Linked DNA regions of Homo sapiens: regions 1 and 3 are each linked to region 2. The links are chromatin loops, found by intact Hi-C in ENCODE. Cell type or tissue: ascending aorta. All regions are shown on one strand.

Region 1 (5,000 bases), 680 kb after region 2:
CAATAAAAGATTAAGGCATGTAGACTTAAACCTTCTGGTCATGGGGAGCCATTGCATATTTTTGAGAGAGAGAAATATGATATGGCTACTGTGAACCATATCATTTTGATCTCACTTGAGAGTTGGGAGAGAGAGGCCATCTTACCTTGGTTTCATAGACTGGGAAGGGGGAAAGAAAAGTTTTCTCTAAAGGGCCAGAGAGTAAATATTTTAGGTTTTGTGTATCATAAAATTTATTTTAAAACTACTCAACTCTGCTGCTATAGCTAGAAAGCAGCCATAAACAATGTATAAATGAATGAGCATGACTGAGTTCCAGTAAAATTTTATTTACCAAATTAGATGGCAGACCATATTTGTCCCATAGAACATACTTTGGGGATTCCGGCACTAATGGGTAAAATGAGACTATTTTGCTGTTGATTTTTGTTTATATGTTTCATTGTCTTTGTTATAGCTGTGTTTGCAGTTTTTATTCTTGTTATTCCAATTGTGGCTTTTACTTTATCAGTCATTAAGAAGACACTAAAACAAATATGACTACTCTCACACGTGAGAAAGTGAGAAATGGCATAGGGCTTAAAGCCAGTTAAAAAAGGATCATGGAAGATATTAATAACAATAGCTAATATGTATATGGCTTCTACCAAGTATTTGCTACATATTAATGTATTTCACACTTAAAATAGCATTACGAAGTAAGTTTTATTATTGTCACTCTTTGCCAATGATAACAATGTGTCATAGAAATTTCAAGTGACTTGCTCATGGTCACATAGTTTACAGGAAGCATCGCAGCTAGGATTTGAACCCAGACAGCCTAGCTTAGGGTGTTGCCTTCGGAAATTCCTCGCCTTGCTATGTTGTAATAAGTTAAAGGTGATTTCATCAAATTATTTAGCTGAAATAAAATGCTTGACTGGGACTCCTTAAGAATTTGCCAAAGTCTATGGAAGCTGCACTTATTCTAGATTATGTCTGTTCTACATTCTGAAGTATCATTGACTCTAGTGTCCCATGGCAACACTTGATTATCTTTAAATACAGAGACCTTTTTCACTGAAAAGATTTCTTTAAAATTTAGATGTCTTTTTCAGCATCAAAAATAAGTGGAATTTCCATATAATTGAACTTTTTTTTCCAAGTGCAAGACTTTTGGAGCTCACCATGGTCTTAACCACATTATATAATAAGTAGTAACTTTTTTCATCTATGCTTAATATTTTCTCTGATGTGAGAAATTGTATCATCAGATTAGAAAGTTGAGGATTTTAGGAAATTAAGGGAAATTCCAAGGTAATAATAAATTGGGAAATAAATTATTTTATATTGCCATTAGGGTACAAAGTATACAACTAAGGATCATATTTTAATGAAAAATTTCAGAATTAATATCCTGATATTAGAGACTTCAATCAAATTCTCATATAATCCAAGATAGCGTAGTCAAAACCACTAAATTACTGTACTGTGTAGCAATGAACAGTAATTCTATATTGACTTATCCTTATTTTTTTTTTAAGATGGGTTTCTCGTTTATTTGGAACAAAAGAAAAATGTAGTGTTGTAGAAATCTTTGGATTCAGACAGACCTGTTCTTGAGTCTTGACTCAGTGCTTCACTGTGTATTGAAACTAAATGAAGATCTTCAACTTTTCTATTCATGATCAATCTGCAAAAATAAAAGCTATTACAGATAACATACAAGGTTTCTTGAGCGATTAAGTTTTCTTTTTGAAAGCCTGTGACCTGATTAAGATGCTTAAAATGATATATATGTCTCTTTTCTGTTCTTTAAATTTGAATGAAAGTTTGGCATTTTAAAAAACTTTAGGTGATTTAGGAGTATAATTTTAAGCAGATTTTTAGAGTACGAGTGTCCACATATTTAACTAAACATTCAAAAATTAGTTAAAATCAATGAACTTGGGAAGGAAAACTACTTGCTACATAATCCAGAAAATTTTACTAAATTATTTGAACTAAGCATGACTCTCCAAACTGTGGACATATTTTCTCAAGGGATTCTATGTATTATGGCTTCAAGGTACTTTTGTGTGTACCTCAAAATGGCTGAAGGCATTTTAACAGTGCATCTGAGAGTGTCTTACTTACATATTATTTGTACACTATTTTATCTATATCTTTGGACATTTTATATTTCTGTGTAAGTAAAACTTCCATGAAAATTTCATTTGTCACCATATTTTCGTTATGCAGATAAGAAAACGAAAGAAGCCAAATTGAAGACAAGCTCTGAAAGGGAATGTGCGCCCTCTAGTGACCCACATTTATTTATCATAAGGACATAGGCAGCTTTTGGGTTTCATCATTTTAAATAAACTTTACATTTGATTTTAAAATATATGACTCAGGATTTTCAACTTGAGTATATTATATTGTATGATCATAGATTTATTACTCTGACAGGATTTCATCTATCATTTAAGAGAATATTTCTATTAACCTGTGTTAAGGTGATTTTCTTGCACAGAAGTGTGTTTCAAAGGGACTTTCAATTTATTGAAAATGAAAAATAGGCTTTAGGCATCTGTGGCTTAGCAGCATTTTATTTCCCATCCTCTGGGTCATGCAGTTTTTGCCCACGTGTTTTCACACTCCTTGGCTTTATAACTAATTCCTCTAATGTAGCAGTATCTGACATTTTAGAATTTGTGGGGGTTTCTTACCTTTTAATTTTTAAGGTTGTTTCTCTCAAAGATATTTAAACAAAACTTATAAATGTGACATCTGTTCAATCATGTCACACTTTAGAAATAAATATTACCAATGAATTTTGAAATGATTAAGATTTAATACCAAATTAAGGTAGGAAGATTATTTTAACATCATTTCTACCTACCAGACGTCAAAATATTTTAGGTAAGTTTTACTTTGTGCAGAGAAGCAATATTTTACAGCAGTTTTATTCTCTTCACTGCAATCAACGATTCTATGGGTGCCAAGATGAATATCAATACCAAATAACTCAGACATTTTTGGCATTAATAGCTTAAAACATTAAATCATTCAATTTGTATGCAAGGGCATGTATTTTAAAAAGCAGAATTTTTAAACATACTAAGTATATAATTCGGTATGCCATAATTGATAATAAAGAAGATGTACAATTTTAAGGACAATATTTTGTGCTTGGACTAGAATTCAGCTTTTGAGGCACATGTTAAATAGGCATATTTTAGGACAAGGTAAACGCCACAGAAATTGATTTTTTAGTATCTTTTAAAGATGCCTTTCAGTGCAATCTGAAATCATTAAATTTTACTGTACTGAAACATATTATTTTATGAGTGATGTGCTTAAAATTACACATATAAAACTAGAAATACATTTGAGACCATGCAAATATAAGGAAAAATAGATTTTTGATAGGAATGTTAATATAGCAGTTTCCACTAACTGAAGACAGAGTCCTCTGTCATCTGTCACATTGTTCCAGGTGCTGTGTAAACCACTGAAGAGTTTATAGGCTTTTTATTATAACTGGGAATTATAACATCTTTAGATTTTATTTAATTTGATTGCTAGATGAATAGACTAATGTAATTGGAATATGAAAGCCACAATATAAGCAAAGCTGATCTCAGTTTTTGTATCTTGGGTCAAAACCTCTTTAATTAGAGAGGTAAGTAAACATATTTACAAGTAATTTTTAAAAAGCATTTGTATTGTAGACCCAGAAAATCTGAGACAGGTCTCAGTTAATTTAGAAAGTTGATTTTGCCTAATCCTAGGTACTCGGGAGGCTGAGGCACGAGAATTGCTTGTCCCCAGGAGGCGGGGGTTGCAGTGAGATTGTGCCACTGCACTCCAGCCTGGGTGATAGAATGAGACTTTGTCTCAAAAAAAAAAAAAAAAAAAAAAAAAAAAAAAAAAAAAGTTGATTTTTGCCAAGGTGGAATTCGCGCGCCTGTGACACAGCCTCAGGAAGTCCTGACGACATGTGCCCAAGGTGGTTGGGGTGCAGCTTGGTTTTACACATTTTAGGGAGGCATGAGACATCAATCAAGTACATTTAAGAAATACATTGGTTTGACCTGGCGCGGTGGCTCACACCTGTAATCCCAGCACTTTGGGAGGCTGAGTCGGGCGGATCACAAGGTCAGGAGATCGAGACCATCCTGGCTGAAACAGTGAAACCCCGTCTCTATGAAAAATAGGGAAAAAAAATTAGCCAGACGTGGCGGCAGGCGCCTGTAGTCCCAGCTACTCGGGAGGCTGAGGCAGGAGAATGGTGTGAACCTGGGAGGCGGAGGTTGCAGTGAGCCAAGATTGTGTCACTGCACTCCAGCTTGGGCAACAGAGCGAGACTCCGTCTGAAAAAAATAAAATTAAAAAAAAAAAAAAAAAAAAGAAATACATTGGTTTGGTCCAGAAAGGCAGGACAACTGGGTGGGGGTGGGGGCTTCCAGGCTGTAGGTAAATTTAAACATTTTCTGGTTGACAATTGGTTGAGTTTGTCTAAAGACCTGGGATCAATAGAAAGGAATGTTTGGGTTGAGATAAGACATTGTGGATACCAAAGTTTTATCATGTAGATGAAGCTTTTAGCTAGCAGGCTTCAGAGAGAAGAGGCTGTAGAGTGCTTCTTATCAGACTTAAAGTCTGTGTTGATGTAAGTGTCAGAGAGGTATAATGAGGCATGTCTGACCCCCACTTCCCTTCTTGGCCTGAACCAGTCTTTCAGGTTAAATTTTAAGAGCCCTGGCTGAGGAGGAAGTCCCTTTGGAGGGGGAGTTAGCCTTTTATTTTTGGTTTACAGTATGTTTTTACTTCAGGACCAGTTTGATAACAGCTTTTAAATTTTTACAATTTAAAGCAAGAAGTCGCTGAAGATCGAAGAAATTAATTTACCCAAGAAAATACCAGAAAGATAAAAATTAGGGATTAAAACCTGTGGTGCCTGATTTACACACACATATATAGCTATGTTATTTTTTTTTCTTTTTTGAGACTGAGTCTCGTTCTGTTGCCCAGGC
Region 2 (5,000 bases):
TATGTATACATATCAATGTCAGTTTCCTGGTTTTGATACTGAATTGTAGTTATTGTAGGATACTGAATTGTAGTTATTGTAGTTAATCTTTGGGAGAAACTGGGTGAAGGGTACATGGGATCTCTGTATACTATCCCCGCAAATTCCTGTGAATCTATAAGTATTTGAAAATAACAAGTTAAAATAAATTTTTAAAAATTCTGTGACAGTTATTAAAAATGGAAATTTGAGCAAGTTCCTTTATTATGGGGCTAATAAGACCTACAAGATGTAGTTATTCTGAGGACTAAAGGAGAAAGATAAGTGATTAAGGGACACAAGAAAGTACTGTGGTGACACAGTCTGAACTGGAGTTCAATTTGTTCGGTCTAAATTTTATTTTACGTGCCTTTCACTTTTCCAGTTATTGTAAGCATATATTTGCACCTGGATTATAAAATCTTAAGGGAAGTATATGCATTCCACACAATGCAGAAATCATTATAGGTGCCAAATAAATTCTGATTATCAACTAAGGCTGAATGGCAATTAAATGTATCTCAGGGCATTCAGATCTATCAGGATTTGGTGCTTTAGACATTACCCAGGACACATCTTTGTTACATTTAGAACCACGGTTGTTTTTAGAAACATACACTTTAGGGTTTCTCAAAGTTGACCATGCATTAGAATCACCGGTAAAACACAGAGTGCTGTGTCCCAACCCCAGAATTTCTGACTTTTGAGGTCTCGTGTCAACTTGCATTTCTCAGAAGTTCCCACGTGATATTGATGTTGGTTTGGGACCGACAAGTTGTATTCACGCCTTGGCCTAAACAAGGGTTTATGTTTGTAGAAAACTCACAGTGCAAGATACAAAGGGCACTTATACTCTGGGCAATATTGTACCTCACAGCATAGAGGGACACTGATGCTAACATGCAGACTTAGAGCCAAATCAGCCCCAAAACAATTTTTTCATTTTTTCTATGTTGTTTTATGAAAATTTTGCTTATATGCATATTTAGACAACCACACTGAGAGGAAAGGAGGTGACCTAGGGAAAAGAATGTTTTAAATTAAAATTAGGCCTTATGTTTTATCTCATACACCTTTTGCTGGGGAAAATAGCAATGTTATGACAATAATATTCTAAAACACAAAATGTACAATTAACTATTAAGGTAAACATCACAGTCTGACTCAATATTTTTTTAATTTTTATCTATTACTCATTGCAGTCGCAAGCAGTTGAATGTTTGACATAGAAAAATGAGTCTGTCACTTTAACAAATGGTACAATAAAAACACTCAAACAAAAATTTTAGTAGGGATTATTATAACTATAAAAAGAATATCTTTCTTTAAAAAATGTTTCCAATGTTTTCTATCAATTTTGGGCTCGCCTGTTGCATAAAAGTAATAAGGAACAAGATGAAGAAGCTTTCTATTGGCAAAGAATGATTTACATGCTGAATGACATAATACAACTGTATTCACTTAATACAGAAAACAAGCCTCTATTCAGAACCATTAAATGATCATTAACTCAATGTCTAAAAAAATGGTGTTTTAAGAATTGGCACCAGAGAAATGGAAGAAAGAATAATTTGTTAGTAAAGAAGTTTTAGCATAATTCACAACTGAAATTTAGGATTTGAGAAAAATTTCTTTCCTGCATTATAAGAGTATTCTTTATTTTAGCAGGAAAACATGTCCCATGAGACCTATACACACACACATTCTGCCTTCAGAATTCAGCTGCTGCATTCTGCTGCTGCTTCTCTTATTCAGACTGTTGGCATCATCAATACATAACTTTTGATTGAATCCCAAGGGGAAAAAATAACTTTGGTAGACAGTGGATACATAACAAATGCATGGATTATTCTGGGCATTCCTTTTTATTTGGTAGAGTGAAATTTTTGGTGTTGTTGAGAGGATAAAAAAGGCATTTAAAAGTCAATTTTGAATCCGGATTTTCTGCTCTGTTAATAAATTCACATGAAAGTTACAGAAAGTATTGTTATGCTTTTGTACTGAATAGTTTTTGTGTTTAGAAGGCTTTAAAAGCAAGTACTATGTCCACTGTGCTATTCTGGTTTGGATATTAATCAGAACACAGTTGAGCATTGTTTGAATTCACAGAGCTTGCCATGCTGGAAGCACAACCTTATATGTAGTGACCATGGACAGTCCTATTATGGGAAACCAACTTGAGAGAGAAGGCGGGTCACTTGCTTGTGCGCAGGTCCTGGAATTTGAAATATCCGGGGGCCTCTACAGAATCCTGGCATCAGTTACTGTGTTGACTCACTCAGTGTTGGGATCACTCACTTTCCCCCTACAGGACTCAGATCTGGGAGGCAATTACCTTCGGAGAAAAACGAATAGGAAAAACTGAAGTGTTACTTTTTTTAAAGCTGCTGAAGTTTGTTGGTTTCTCATTGTTTTTAAGCCTACTGGAGCAATAAAGTTTGAAGAACTTTTACCAGGTTTTTTTTATCGCTGCCTTGATATACACTTTTCAAAATGCTTTGGTGGGAAGAAGTAGAGGACTGTTGTAAGTACAAAGTAACTAAAAATATATTTTACTGTGGCATAACGTTTAGTTTGTGACAAGCTCACTAATTAGGTAGATTGATTTTAAATTATCACAGTAGTTTGCAAAGAAGCATAAATGTTATATATACTGCATATATATATGTATTTATTCAGGAATATATATTTTTCATTGGGAAAACTTTTCAACAGAAATGGAGTGTAAAAGTTTTTCTTTGCGATAGAACTAAACACATGATTTCTTGATTAACAAACCACTGCAGTAATAGAATATGCAGAATGTCATTTGACTATAACAGATTTATTTTGATTGCTGTGAGATAGTTTGTATATCTGAGTTATTATTTTGATTAGTTGATACTTCCGTATTTAGTAACAGTTACATAAAGGTTACTGACCTGACATATATTCTCAATTGAACTAACTACTGTATAGGAACTACATGGAGGCCTAAAAGTTAGAAAAAGTTTCTCTGACACATCATGGATAAAATAAAGAATAAAATGAGTTGGGACGGATAATTGAAGGATGTGAAAAGTATTGATAAAGATTTAATTTTAATGTTTCTTACTCACATTTACTATTTCAAATGCTCTTTTCTGTAGCATATCATGATAATTATTTCAAATAATGATGTGATCTATGCTATCAAATGATCAGATGATTTCTTGGGTAAACGACATACAAACTTGAGGAACTCCTAATTATATTTAGTAGTAAAGTCACCTTGTTGTTTCATGTCTATTATGAGCCAGCTTTTCAGTTCAATTTTTTAGTTTGTCTTTCATATAGAAATACAACTATTTCGTTTATTTTTAAGAAAGTCATGATGACTAATGAAGGATTTAAAAATGGACTGTGGCACAACAGTAAAAATAATATATGATAAGGACTGTGTGTCCCGAAGAGATGGGAGTTTATCTCTTCCCCACCCATCTTTGACTTGTGGAGTGTAGTTATTCTAAAATAGATATGAGGGCAATGCCTATAATTAAGAATGAAAAAATAAATCTCTCCAAATAAGTAATGCTCCACAACTACTAAAAAAAAAGGCAGAAGTTTTGCCACTGGGAAAACTTTGTGGAAATAAGTTAACATTGTCCATGTATTGAGTCACATTAAAAGCTACCAGACTTTATAATACAATATTTACTTACATTGTTGGCTTGCTTCATAAATTTCTTTTGGTGGACATCATTATTACTTTTAGATTGAAAAACTATTATATTTACTATCATTACAAATATATGCATGGCATATATCTGTTGTTTGCAATATACACACACATTTTTATTTTTTGTTTTTATTTCTTTGATATATGTAACATAAATACCATCAAAATCACTAGTGATTTTATATATATATATATTCTACATAATTAACATCATATACAAGTATATAGAGCAATTTTGAAAGAATATATGCAATTCTGCTGAAATTAAGCAAGGTAAATCTACACTCTGCTTTGTCATAGATATTCAAATAACTTTCAATTCTTAGAATGCGAAGAAAGGTAATCTTTTTGGGACATGCCCTGTAGGATTTTTTCACGCTGCATTTAAAAAATCATCAAGTAATGCCTATGCAACATGACAATGAGTTTGGTAAGAAAAAACGGAGATATACTCAGGGCTATATTATACATTAAATTTTGCTGTTTGACAACATACTGCTACTTGGATGTTTGACATTTGAATCCAGTTTGTAAATTTGCCGTAGTTTGATAAACTTACAAAAGTACGTTTTGTTGTTTTTTAACCAAAACAGTTACCCTTTAAAAGAGATCACTGTATTGTCAAACATATTGTATTGTTCACTTTTAGAATTACTCAAATAATGCATTGTAAAGAATTATTCAAATAGTGTACTGCAAATAGACATTTCATTTGAATATATTTAAATGATGTAAGTCATCTGAGGTCTAATAAAATCACCTTTTAGAATTTCATCTGCAGAATCTTTTAAAGACATCTTAACTACGAAAAAGAGATTGCTGATCTAAATTGATGATATACTGTTAATACAAAGCTTTTGGTGTATCTTACATGACATAACATTATGAAAAATACAATAGAGTATGTCATATAGATGTTACTCTAAACTTTAAAAAAAGACTACAAAGTGTTCTATGCATAATTACATTATTTAAGGGGAAAAAGGTGTTGGCTGACACTATTCCAGCTAGACAGTACTGAATTGCAAATTCATCATTTGGGCACAGATATTAATACAGCTTCCTCTTTATTCCTATAGCATTCATTTGAAATCCCTGTACTCCATGTCATTTGCTACATATGAAACAAATTGTCAAGTTTTTAACCACTTGTGTAGTTTAATAAAAGAGATTAAAATCATTGTCTTGGAAACATCAGGTGTTTTTCAAAATTCTATTTTATTATCTTTCATCAAAATTTTATCTCAAGAGTAAAACAAAGTCATTTCCCAAACTTTCCTTCTCC
Region 3 (5,000 bases), 130 kb after region 2:
GGAGGGGAATTGGCCTGTCTCCTAAATTTTGCATGGCCTAAAGCAGTGAGTTTAGAAGCACCTGTGTTTCCTGGCAACAAACATAACATTTGTGGAAAAGTCTAATTATTTAAATTCCTCTGCATTTTTCTAATTGAGGATAAAGTGCTGCATTCTACCTTCGCATTCTTATTTTATTCCTTGGCCCTTTAAATAAAAAAATACATAAAATGATGTGGTCAGCTAAAATATATTGGACAAACAAAACCCCCTTCCTTTATCTCCCTCTATCGCTCTCTATGTATATATATTATATACATATATAAAATATATATAAACATATATATGAAAACAGATATTTGTGTGTATATATACACTAAGAGATATTATAGTTTAAATATTTTTTAACATACACTTTAAAATCTAACAGCTTGGATTTTAATATTGGGTCAGTCTTTCTAAAGTGTTTAATATTTTAGTTTGGAAGTATTAATTAGCAATTCATGAATGAGTAATTAAAAGTGCTTTAGGGGGCCTTTCACATCCTATAATAAATACCAAACCTTTTACCACATTTCATACTATAAAATCTTGGAACCCCATTATATAACTATGAGTTATTAATTTCTGTTACCTACTTTTAAAATGGGAACATATGTTATTAACAGGTGTTGCTTTGAAATCTATATTAGCAAATGTTCTACCTTATAATTAGTTTTTGACTTATCACAAAAAAGTATTTTATTTTTTTTAATTACATAGTCACATTTCAAGGTTAACTTTAAAAAATTCTAAATTATCTGATTTTCATGGGAAAGAGATTTGATATTTGTGCCTTAGCATTTTGGTATTTTTCTCTTTCTGTATAGCAAACCTTTGAATGATAGTCTGTCTGAATTCACAGTGAAGAAAATGATCAGAATATTGACTGTCAACAGATAATTTAGAAGGTTCAATCCTATGATAATCAGGGATATTTTCCTTATGTAAATGTGTTGATTTATCAAGTTCAGCTATGTCATTGATTACATCTAGGCTTCAGGCCTTCTGTGAACTGCCAGCTCTACTCAATTCTGGCTTGTGAATGTTATCACATATTTTAGTCAAATCAGAGGTTATATTATACACATCTGACATTTTTCTCTTTGTACTAATAACTTTTTTTCTTTTTTTGTTTTTACATCATGGCATAAGATCAACACTAAATTTTAGGAGTGCATAGTAAGTATTACCATAGTGTAATGCTATGCCAATTGTTTTCTAACTTAATATTTGCAAAACTGGGTTTTATGGTTGTTTCTATGCGAATTGAGTGCCTCTACAGAATTTTATCCCTGAGAGTATATGAGTGGTGAGTGATAAGAGATACTGAATGTCTCAGAACATACTAGCATCTGACAGCCTATTGGTAAGATAGTGTAAGTAAAGAGGATAAGGAAAATCTGACTTGAAAGGAGAATAAAATCTGATTGGACAGTCTGTAGCCAAGTTTGCATATTATGGATTTACAAAATGAGGTTGTTTTGAATTCTTGATTAATGAAACATAAACTGAGTTGTTTTAATATTGCGTGCCATTTGAAATAAAATGCATTTTGTCACAACCCTAGAAATGGGAGGTTATGTGTTGTAAAATATTCTTGTTCCCATCTAGAAGACACCATATTTTATAGAGAACAGTGGCTGAAGCTTGTTTTACTAGGAACAAGTATGGTGTAAGGAAATAACAATAATTAATACTGGTGGCACTTAGTGCTATAGTAAAAGTAAATTTCTAATTAGAAAATAATTACCATAAAATACTGAATTATATCTTTGTAAGGCCTTTAGAAATTGAATCACTAATTTAATATATAAGTAAGTCAATATTATTTTTATGAGAAAATGGACAACTTACGAAGTTGTTGTTATGTTTTCAGGCCATATTCCATTTTTCACCAAACAAGTTATTTCCCTGATACACTCACTTAAATCATCAGTAATACATATAGGTTTAAAAATGTTTTGTACAATTCTGAAAGCCTATCTTAGTTTAATGAAACATAATACCATAAAGCTTCCCTTTCCTCCAACATTTGAGCTACAATAAAACAACCTTGTACAACTGATAACAATTAACTCACCACCCCCACCCCATTGCAGTCATTAGAATTCATTACTAAAAGCTCATTTGTTTATGGTAAAATAAAGTATAAGGGTTTTGAAACCACCACTGCAAAATTAGGACTGAGACAGTGAAAGAGATCTAACTTAACTGACTCCATCTTGCTTCTAACCTCCACTAATTTATAGTTTATCGTTTAAACAAACATCATAACAGCCCTTTCCCAAAGCAGACCTTCTTGCCTGGGGACTAGATTGCCTCTGTAGGACTAACATCAGCCACAGTATTAGAAATTATGGTTTAGGAGTCATGCAGCTGGAGGCAACAAGATTCTGACCCCCACCAAACTGCTCCTAAGATCAGTGCTTGAGATAATTTGCAGACCCTGCACTTGATGGATCAGCTGGCACTACCCATATCAATAAACTGGCTCATCTGATCTTGTGGCCTCCACCCAGGAACTGACTCAGCGCAAGAAGACAGCTCCAACTCCCTGTGATTTCATCTCTGACCAGTCAGCACTCCTGGCTCACTGGCTTCCCCCGACCCACCAAGTTATCCTTAAAAACTCTGTTCCCCGAATGCCTGGGGAGACCGATTTGCTGATTTGAGTAATAACAAAACTCCAGTGTCCCACACAGCCAGCTCTGCATGAATTACTCTTTCTTCATTGCAATTCCCCTGTCTTGCTGAGTCAGCTCTGTCTAGGCAGTGGGCAAGGTGAACCCCTTGGGTGGTTACAAATTTGGGGGCTCACCCAGGATTGCCCCTGTGGCTACCTGCCTGTTGTTTGGTGGCCCCCTTTCAGTGATGGATCCAGAAGGCAGCCCAAGTGGCTGCCTAATTCTCTTGGACTGGGGGCTGACTCTGTTACTCTGTCTACTGGTGGGGTATTCCAACCCAATGTGCGTGGACTTAATTGCAATGGAAAAATAGTCATGGGGAGATGTCCCTTAACTGTAGCCCTATTACAGGGTATCTGTAGCCTCATGGTGGGGTGTCTATCTGTAGCTCCGTTTTGGGGTGTCTGGATTGGTGAGTATCCTAGGTGCTGCCAATGCCTGCTTCATTCTCCTGACTGGTTCTGTAGCCCTATGGTGGGGTGTCTGTAGCCCCATTGTGGGGTGTCTGTAGATCCAGCATGGGGTGTCTCTGTCTGTTACTCCATTGTGGGGTGTCTGTTCAGCTCCTGGGAGGTCTCAGTTCGCTCTTTCTAACTAGTAGGAAGACTACTGGTTTGGGAGACTTCTCTTCAATCAGGAAGATTTTGAGGAGGTTTCTCATACAGAAAATAGGAGGATAGTTTGGAAGGGATACTCTTGGACTTCTTGGTTAGGGATCTGATTTGGAAGGCCTTCTGTCCCTCTTGTCTTTGCATGTGTTTAAATATGTGAAAGGGATCTCAGAAGGGGTTGCTGATAGAAGTCCAGCATGCCTAACTCAGAGAACCCTCCTTATTTGTCTGGTCACATTCAGTGAGCTCTAAAGAAGGCTCAACAGTCCTGTCTCTCAGGGTGACTATCTGCTCTTTCCCTTGCCCAGAGACCTCATTGTGAATTACCGTTCAGAGGTCATCCGTCCCCACCTGGTGTGGATCAAAGACAACAGGGACCAAGATGAAAAATTTTGAGCTTTGCCAGGCTGATATTGGGTGCGGAAAGAGGTGACTAATGTCTGTTTTGTTATGTGTATTTTGCTGGGTTGGAAAATGTTAATTCAGTTCCCCATGCAGCCCGTTGGGCAGAATCTTGCAAATTAAGAATCTTGTTTATGGTTCCATAAAATGGTAAAGGGTGATTTTATCTTGTAAAGTGGCTTAAACCCCACAGCTATAGCACAAGCAAGCAGGGTCGTAAGACGCCACTCCGTTCTTCTGGAAGCTGCAGAGAAAGGGAACCCAGAAACCTGGCATCCCAGCAATAAGGGTAAGAAATTCTTATCAGTCAAGTTTCTGGTCTCTCTCTCTCTCTCTCTCTTTCTCTGCATTGTTAAATAGTAAACTATTTGTCTCCTCTGCAAGGGTTTGGTTAATAGAAAGAAGGATTTGTGAGACTAATCTTAGCACATCTGATGTAGTTTGTGCTAAGAATTTGTCTTTCTGTGTTATGTAATGGAGAGAGGGATATCACGTGATAGAACGTGGGTTAGGACACCCATAAGTCTGCTTTTCAAGTCAGCTTGGGAGGCTGGTCAGCTACAAACTTTGCTACAGGTCCCTGAAACCAATACTCTATGAAATTTCTCTGTCTTGTTTTGTGTCCTTAAGAGCTTAACCTTGTGACCATGTGGGGATACTTTCTTTTGGTTTCTACCATCCAGAGGACAGGAATTTTGGGGTTCATGTCATAGTTACTCCTAAGATTTTTCTTGAGCAGTTAAAAGCCTTGCAAGCCTGAAACTGGCTTCTCTAGGCTCCTTCTGGGAAAAGCAGTAGAAATTTCTCAACGCTGTATATAGCTCAGTAGCTAAGGCTTTGTCTTTTGACAGTGGTGGCCTGGGTTCAATTGTTGGCTTCTGGAATGATTCCTTTCTGATTTGTTATTTGTGTAGCTTTGCCATTTATTAAGTTTCTTTTCTGATTTCCTCTCTTGAATTTTCCTTTCTCTGGACTACCTTGTGGAGATTCTAAATCTTGTAAAAAGAAACTTCTTACTATGTCTTTGCAGCACCTAGGAGGTTTCCTTTGGTAAAGTTCAGAAGCTAAAAATATTGTCCACTTGGCATGGCTAAAATTAGGTAATAAGAGATCTAAAAGAATTTCTTTTTTAAAGAGCACTATGGTTAAAAGTCAGCTTAATTAAGAGTGGATAAACAAGCTATAGATATATTTAAAAGGCCTTTATGTTTTTCTCTTCTTGGAACTTGTTTTTTTGGAAAAAGTTTTTTCTTCTCAGCCGACTGAATTATTTTTCTCCATT

The links. Peaks named below come from ENCODE experiments on the same cell type or tissue, not always from the same donor. Only the 100,000 strongest peaks of a DNase experiment are listed, where the experiment ranks them.
Region 1: it touches region 2 in a loop (2.8-fold over the local background); 3 of 110 quality-filtered maps call a loop at or near these places.
Region 3: a loop joins it to region 2, with 2.2 times the contacts of the local background. A loop is called at or near these places in 2 of 110 quality-filtered maps.

The regions. Positions count from the first base shown.
Region 1 is chrX:32,528,280-32,533,279 of GRCh38, reverse strand. The region is part of intron 17 of DMD (dystrophin); the gene reads left to right. Among named protein-coding and RNA genes, the nearest start is that of MIR3915, 53 kb to the left of the region's middle. In ascending aorta, a CTCF peak has its summit at 2,312 (motif pointing left); no DNase peak of the experiment used is centred here; H3K4me3 peaks cover 357 bases.
Region 2 is chrX:33,208,824-33,213,823 of GRCh38, reverse strand. It overlaps DMD (dystrophin), which reads left to right and starts at 2,275. Exons shown (of 79, transcript NM_004006.3): 1 at 2,275-2,542. The coding sequence starts at 2,512. In ascending aorta, no CTCF peak of the experiment used is centred here; a DNase peak (open chromatin) is centred at 2,243; H3K4me3 peaks cover 4,093 bases; H3K27ac peaks cover 2,641 bases.
Region 3 is chrX:33,082,101-33,087,100 of GRCh38, reverse strand. The region is part of intron 1 of DMD (dystrophin); the gene reads left to right. Among named protein-coding and RNA genes, the nearest start is that of DMD, 130 kb to the left of the region's middle. In ascending aorta, no CTCF peak of the experiment used is centred here; no DNase peak of the experiment used is centred here; H3K27ac peaks cover 663 bases.